Regions from separate parts of the Homo sapiens genome. Here regions 2 and 3 are each linked to region 1. A link is an interaction called in ENCODE POLR2A ChIA-PET data of the cell type or tissue named here. Cell type or tissue: MCF 10A. All regions are shown on one strand. Region 1 has its middle 83 kb from the start of MIR584. Region 2 has its middle 3.7 kb from the start of ADRB2. Region 3 has its middle 11 kb from the start of ABLIM3.

The links. ChIA-PET counts read pairs that join two places held together with the same protein. Peaks named below come from ENCODE experiments on the same cell type or tissue, not always from the same donor. Only the 100,000 strongest peaks of a DNase experiment are listed, where the experiment ranks them.
Region 2: POLR2A ChIA-PET joins it to region 1 with 25 read pairs; 6 of 35 experiments call an interaction of 5 or more read pairs at or near these places.
Region 3: POLR2A ChIA-PET joins it to region 1 with 10 read pairs; 3 of 35 experiments call an interaction of 5 or more read pairs at or near these places.

What each region holds. Positions count from the first base shown.
Region 1 is chr5:148,977,862-148,980,361 of GRCh38, reverse strand. No RefSeq gene overlaps it. Among named protein-coding and RNA genes, the nearest start is that of MIR584, 83 kb to the left of the region's middle. RefSeq lists an enhancer at 1,101-1,620. In MCF 10A, no CTCF peak of the experiment used is centred here; DNase peaks (open chromatin) are centred at 1,181 and 1,761.
Region 2 is chr5:148,829,065-148,831,564 of GRCh38, reverse strand. No RefSeq gene overlaps it. Among named protein-coding and RNA genes, the nearest start is that of ADRB2, 3.7 kb to the right of the region's middle. In MCF 10A, no CTCF peak of the experiment used is centred here; a DNase peak (open chromatin) is centred at 1,144.
Region 3 is chr5:149,129,320-149,131,819 of GRCh38, reverse strand. No RefSeq gene overlaps it. Among named protein-coding and RNA genes, the nearest start is that of ABLIM3, 11 kb to the left of the region's middle. In MCF 10A, a CTCF peak has its summit at 1,259 (motif pointing left); a DNase peak (open chromatin) is centred at 1,229.

The sequences.
Region 1 (2,500 bases):
TTCCCTGTGCAGCACAATGGCTGGTCCATAGTAGGTGCATGAGCAACAGTGGCGAATGAATGAACGAGTCTTATGGGCCATGACCTAAGGAACAGTCAACAAATGTTTATTGAGGACATTTTATGTGCCATGCTCCCTGTCCTTGGCTCTGGGAATGGAATAGAAAAGGCTGATGAATGTGGTTTCTTCCCATTTGGACTTAGAAATAAGCATGGACCTGAAACAAATGATCACAAGTGGTTTATGAAATAATTGCAATGTGCCAAGCTCTGTAAAGAGAGAATATGTGGGCACCTGAGAGGGCCTGGCATCTGGAGCATCTGAAAAGTTCCCTTGAGAGAGTGATGTGACTGGTAAGTGAGGACAAGTCAGGGTTTCAAAGGCACAACTGGAGACAGAAAAGGAACTCCACAGGGAGCAGGAAGCCAGGTGTGAAGGAGCACAGGTGAGAAAGAGATAGAGAAGGGGAGAGAGAGAAAGAGAGAGAGAGGGAGAGGGAGACAGAGAGACAGAGACAGAGAGAGAGAACCACGTGTTTGCAGAAGCCCTTAGAGATCCAGGTGCCTGGGTGGGAAGAACCAAGGGGGCAATGAGAGGAGGCTGTAGACTGTAGAGGTGGGATTAGGCCAGAAGGCAGACGGCACAGGGCATTTGGGGTCTCAAAAGTGGCAGGAGATCCATAAATCAAAACATAGGCCTCCCAGCTGTCTTAGTAAATAAAGTCTTGTTGGAACCACCATTTGCTTATGTCTTGTCTGTGGCAGGCTTCATGCCACAGCAGCAGAGCTGAGTAGTTGCAACAGAGACTATCTGACCCACAGTCCCAAAATATTTACCAGCTGGCCTTTTACAGAAAGTTTGCTCACCCTTGGACTGAAGGAACCATAGAGACAAGAGGGCAGAAGCCAGATGGGCCTCGGAGCTGCCTGCTAGAGTGAGGTGGGGAGTAGGATGGAGGTGGGTCCCGATCCCCAGACCCACTTGTCCCCTCCTAATGCCTCATCTGTCATCTAGGTTATGGGTGTGGCCGAGGCTTGGTGAGGAGAGGCTCTGACCTCAGCTGCTCAGCTGCAGGACTCCTGCCAGACTCTGTCACTCCTGCAGGGAGGGCTGTCTCTGCCTGGAGCCATGGGTTGGGCAGGAACGGGGCAAATTCTCAGCCTCCACCCGTCAGTTGTATGCACTGTTCCCTAAGCCCTCCGCCCTTGCCAGCTTCTGAGCCTCTGTACAAACTGTTCTCTCTGCCTGGAGTGGCTGTTTCCACCTACCATTGCCTGTCAAAATCCTTTCCACCCTTCCAGGTGAAGTTTAAAACCACTTCTTTCAGGGAGCTGGCCCTGATTATGGCCCCTCCTCCCCGTCCCTGCCTCCTCCTCATCCAGGAGGAATGCTCGCTCCTCTTCTGGCCTCCCATAGCCCATCTTCCCCTCCTTTGTTGTAGCGACAGGAGCAAATTATGAGTTCCTGGAGATGTGTTAGTCCATTCATCCGTTCACTCCACAGCTATTTATTGAGCACCTACTGTGCACCAGAAGTTGTGGACAAAGTCTCTGCTTTCATAAGAATCAGAGAGAAAAAGCAACTACCAATAAGTAAATAAACAAATGAAACATTTTCAGGCTGATAAGGGCTAAGCAAGAAAAAAAAATCTCATGTTTGAGAGTTTTGGGGTGGGGTGTGGGTACACCAGGTTAGGCAGGTCAGTCAGGGACGGCCTCGCTGAGGAGGTGAAATTTGAGCTGAGGTATGAATCAGCTATGGAAAGAGCTGGAGGGAGGGCATTCCAGGTCGAGGGGAGAGCAGGTGCCAAGACCCTGAGGCAGGAAAAAGCTTGGTGTGTTTGAGAAACAGAAAAAAGTCTGGTGTGGTGGGACTTCAGTGGAGGAGGAGAGGTATGAAGGGGTCAGGGAGGCCAGTGGGGCAAGGTTGGGTCAGGCTTTGTGAGCTCTGGTGAGCAGTGTGGGGTTTTGTGTGTATAGGAAGCCACTGGACACTGTTAAGCAGGGGAGTAATGCCCATTCTTTCAGCTAAGTGCTGAGAATGCAAGGAAGACTGGAGATGCTCCCTTCCCTCTAGACGTGTATGCCCTGGTGGAGGTGCCTTTCCTTGATGAATGTCATTCAAGCACAAAGCCTGGTTTCCACTTTGCAGATGCAGATATTTGATTTGCCAGGTTCCTCTCACCCCTCATTATTGAGAGTGTAGTTCAAAGTCTTCTGTGGCATCAGCTGGGAACATGTGAGAAGCACAGACTCTGGGGCCTCACCTCAGACCCCCTGGATGAGAATCTGCAGTTATCAACAGCCCCCACTGATTTGTGTTCACGTTAAACTGTCCTAGAAGCAATCAAGGTACAGAGTGATAGATTCTCACTAACCAAATTGAGAAGGCAGTAATGAGTCGGATGCTAGCTCAAGAGTTTATAGTGGGGGCTAATAACCTTACATCTGAGCTTCTCAAAACTTTAAAGTGCATATACGTCACCTTCGAATCATGTTAA
Region 2 (2,500 bases), 150 kb after region 1:
TGGGTTCTCGTCCTGACTCTGCAACTAGTTGGTTGTATGGCTTTGGAAAGTTACTGAAGCTTTCTGAGCCTCAGCTCCCTCATTTGTTAGATGAGGACAATTATGCTACCTACATCATACAGTTGTGAGGACATAACGCCTAACAGGTGTCTAACATAGTCACTAACTTTTAGTAAGATTCCATAAAAGGTATCTGCTTAGTATCCTTAATATCATGATCCAAAAGGCAGAAATGGAAACCTATACTTTTCTCATGCTGCATACAGTAGGTGCTCCATAAATACTTTCTGACTGATTCTGGTTTAGGCTCCATTTGGCAATAGGTTCACCATAAGAAACATTCTAAGAATCATGTAAAGACAGTTCCTATTCTCAAGCTCCCCTTTCTCCAGATTCCTTATCCCATTAATTATTGCAGTGGGGAGGCTCACCCTGTCCTGCCACTGTTCACACCTCTCAGCTTGCATCTTAGAAAAAAGTTCTTCTTATTTGACAGACTCTGAGAACTTGCTGTCCAGGCAAAAAAAAAACTCACGATGAGGAATACAACACAAACCTTAGGTGGCCAGCATGTCAGCAAACAGAGAGACGAAGGGACACTGACAAAAGCCAACCCCTCAAAAGAAACAAAGCAACACACCAAAGAGGTAGAAAGCAAAGGATTAAGATATGCCTAGAATGCTCTTGCTTATCAGGACCCTTAAAACTAATCAAGGTTCTTGTGTCTACAGTATTCCTAAAGGAACGTGAATATGGTTAAACTCTCCTTTTAGCTGGGAATCTGAATTAACATTAATACCTGAATTTTAACAGAAATTACATTAGACATTCCTTTAGGCAAAAGAGTATATATACAACACCGACATCTGGTTATAAAGAGCTAAGGAATCTCCCAGCTTCCCTAAATGCAGAAGATATCCTAGTGGATGCTTGTTGAGTTAAATGAACAATTATTTCTTTTGTCTCTATTGCAGATTATTTGTTTATGCTCTAAATTTTGTGTTAAGGACAAAAGAAAAATATATTGGCTGAAATGAATGTGTTATGTTATAGCCCCAGTTGAGGGTGAGGAAAGAACGCAATGCTAATGTGGTGGAGAGAATGCAGCAGTTCCTGGAATAGCAGTTGGGTTCCCTGGCTTGAGTCCCACTCTGACATCCTTGGCTGCTTACCTTGGGCAAGCCCTTCACCTCACAGCGTTTCAGTCTCATCAGATGTTAAATACTTTCTATGGGCTCTTCCATGTCTGAGATCTTATGAGGCTACAGGGAGCATGAATATTAGCCAAAGAAGCTGCCCAAATCTCTGAGTGTGGAGACCAGAGCAGTAGAAAGAGAATGTGATAATAGCAGTAGAAAGAGAAGGTGATAATGTGTAATAAGGGTTTTCAATAGGTATGAAAACCCTTGGAAAAAAGTAAAAGCACTGAATGACACACATTCTCCAATTTGCCATGGCATGTTCCAAAATCACAGGCGCCTAACCTTCTCCTGATAGCTCGGTGCTCACCCAAACATCCCATCATTGAGTTGACAGGAAGCAGAGAAGGCCAATGCTTTTCTGGTTGGGGACCTTGGCTGCAACAGAAAGGAAGAGGGGAGTGGAGTCAGCTTCATGAGCCAGTGGAATGGCAATGAACCCTGCAGGCTGATCTGCTCTAGCCTGGCGTTGCCAAGGAGGACGATCCACTTCATCAAACCTGGGCCAAGCTCTGGCTCAGACACACAGGCAAAAATAGAAAGGGGCTGGGAGAAGAAATGTGTTTACTTTTGTGATTTCCCCTAACGTGCCTCTTGACAGTATTATAATCTCTTCACAAACAGGAGTCATGGCCCACAGGCCTCACCTCCATTGATAAACCCTCTCAAACAATTCATGTACAGACTTAAAGCCTTCTTAACATTTCATGATCACTATTTGGGCAGCTAGAAAACAAGTTTAGAAGGCAGCATGATGGAATGGAAAGAGTGCTGGTGAGGGTCTGTTACTGCCTAGGTGAACTGTGAAAATCCCTCTCTAAGGCTCTGCACAATCAAGCGCTTGCATTAGAAAGAATGTATGTATCTGCTGAGATTTTTACAGTTTCTACCAGTGACTCTCAACCAGGGGCTAATTCGCACCTCAGGGGCTCTTTTGCAATGTCTGGAAACATTTTTGCTTGTTATAAGCAGGGGGTGCTATTGGCATCTAATGAACAGAGGCCAGAGGTGCTACACATACAATGATGCAGCCCCCATAACAAAGAGTTATCTGGTCCAAAATGCTAACAGTGCTAAGACTCAGAACCTTGGTTTACACTGAATCGAGGAGAGTCAGTGGGAGAAGAAAACAGGGACCAAAGGAAAGAAGGAAAAGGGGTTAAAATTCTGTTTCTAGTTCATGAGGTATCCATCAGTTATGTGTTCTCCAGCTTTTCTCCCCATGACCAATGCCTTTTGAATTTTCCCTCAGAATTACGGGGCCATGTCTGAGTAGCTTCCTCATAAGAACATCTTCCTTA
Region 3 (2,500 bases), 150 kb before region 1:
CGTGAACCCAGGAGGCGGAGCTTGCAGTGAGCCGAGATCATTCCACTGCACTCCAGCCTGGGCAACAGTGCAAGATTCTGTCTCAAACAAACAAACAAACAAAAAAAATACCCTCTTCATGCTCTAAGGCAATGATAGTGTTGCATATGTGAGACACACATCATATGTGATGTGTGATATATGATGAGTGGGAACTCAAAATCTCATTTAATTAAGACAATTCTTGGAATGACTTAGAAATCTGGAGCTATGGAGCGATCACTCTTCAGGTATGAGATTAAACAACAGGTATGGTTTAGGGGCCATAGATGAACAATATGTGTCTTTAAACTCTAGAATTACCCCCCATGGGGAGAGATACTCACTTAATAAAAGGCAAGAAATGGAAAGGTCAGTATTCCACTGTTCTCATCTCATGCCTGCATCCAGGGAGAGAAATAGCAGAGGCTAGATGGTGACATAGGCTCTGGACTTAGAACTCAAAGTATGGCCCATGGACCAGCTGCCATTATGTCACATGGGAGCTCGCTAAAAAATGCAGAAACTCAGGCCCTGCCCCAGTCCTGCAGAATCAGAATCTGCATTTTAATAAGATTCTCAGGCAGCTTGTTTGTACTTTGAGGTTTGAAATGTAGTAGCCTACGGTGTTAACATGCACTTCAAGAATTGAGAACTAGCCTGTGGTATTTAAACGGTTCCCTCACTTTTGCTGACTGTGCATGTAAGTGTGTGGATGACAAGTTTGCTTCACTTGTTTGCATAACCTCTATAAGAATGTGGTTCTGTGTAGGTTGGAAGCATCCTGGACTTTCTTATTAGGCAGGGTTGCCGAAGGTGGAAGTGAGGTATGGGAGTAAAGGTTGTGCTGTGGTGTGTGTGTGTGTGTGTGTGTGTGTGTGTGTGTGTGTGTTATCTCGTAAGTTTTAAAATATGAAGCTACTATGTGTAATTCTTCCTCTGTTCATTCCCCTCCTGGAATGTGTGAGAAACCCTATCACTGCCAATTATTATAAATAAGGCTTTAGAGATGTCACTTGACTGCTCTCAGACAACACATTCCTCCCGTACACGAAGGTGGACCAACACCTACTTTGCAGACATGGTGTAAGGATGCAATGAATCCATGACTTCGGACAGGGACTTTCTGTACGATTACAGGTTATTTGTTATCATCATAGACGTGAGGAATCAAAAAGGTTACTGCAGATTATGTTCTCTGTAGTCCAAATGCCCTGCAGATGCTACCCTCTGCTGGCTTGGCAGTGAAAGTTTAAAGAAGCTTCAGAGGATTAAGAAAGGAAACTCCGGCATTGAGGACCCCTAAATTCTATGCCTTATCCCTCATCCTTGTGAAAGGGAGCTTTGAGGTAGTGTTTGCCAATATTTCAGCTAATCAGAATCACCTAGGACATATGAATAAAATTTCCAGTGATCCTACCTTCAGGGATTCTGATTCACTGGTTGAGCAAGGTCTGAGAATCTGTGTTGTGTTAATGTGTCCCAGTGATTTGCAAATGCACTCGGTTTCACTGGCCCATGTGTGTTTTCAAAGTGTGGTCCTATGATCATTTCCTGACTTGCTGGCTGATGTGGATGTGGCCTAAAATAGGATAGGGAGTGAAACAAGTAAGGGACCAGTACCTTCCAGTTGTGTATTAAACACCACATACCTGGACTTCTGGATGCAGATCTGGGGATACCACTTGGCTAAGTGGGACTTAGCCAAGGTCTTCAGAGGAGCAAGACCAAAATAGTACAGGGACTCAAAGCTACATCATATAAGAAATCGGGAAGCAATCGAATGGGGAAATGTTTTATTTGCTCAAAGCATTGAAATTTATCAATAAAAACACACAGGAAAAAGAACGAGAGAGACACTATTTTTTAATTATTAAAATAGATTATTAGGCTGGGCGTGGTGGCTCATGCCTGTAATCCCAGCACTTTGGGAGGTTGAGGCTGGTGGATCACCTGAGGTCAGGAATTCTAGACCAGCCTGACTAATATGATGAAACCCCCTCTCTACTAAAAATACAAAAATTAGCCGGGTGTGGTGGCGTGCACCGGTAGTCCCAGCTACTTGGGAGGCTGAGACAGGAGAGTTGCTTCCTTGAACCTGGTAGGTGGAGGTTGGAGTGAGCCGAGATCACGTCACTGCGCGCCAGCCTGGGTGACAGAATGAGACTCCATCTCAAAAAAAAAAAAAGAAAAAAAAGAAAAAATAGATTATTAGACAATGAAGCCAAATATCATAAAGTTAAAATTAATTGAGTATGTAACTTCATTTTTTGTTCCTAAGTAAACAGCCTTTTAAAATGTAAGTCTATGAAAATGCCAGCCAGTTGAGAAGCAAGAGGCAAAAAATGTAGCCAGGCTGCTCTTGGTCTGAGGCAACTGAAAGGAATCCTTCTGATTATCTCTGAGGACAGGCAGATCTGGTTTTGCTTGGAGGTATTTCTGTGTACACTTCTTGGCTGGAACTGAGATTTTATCTCTGTTG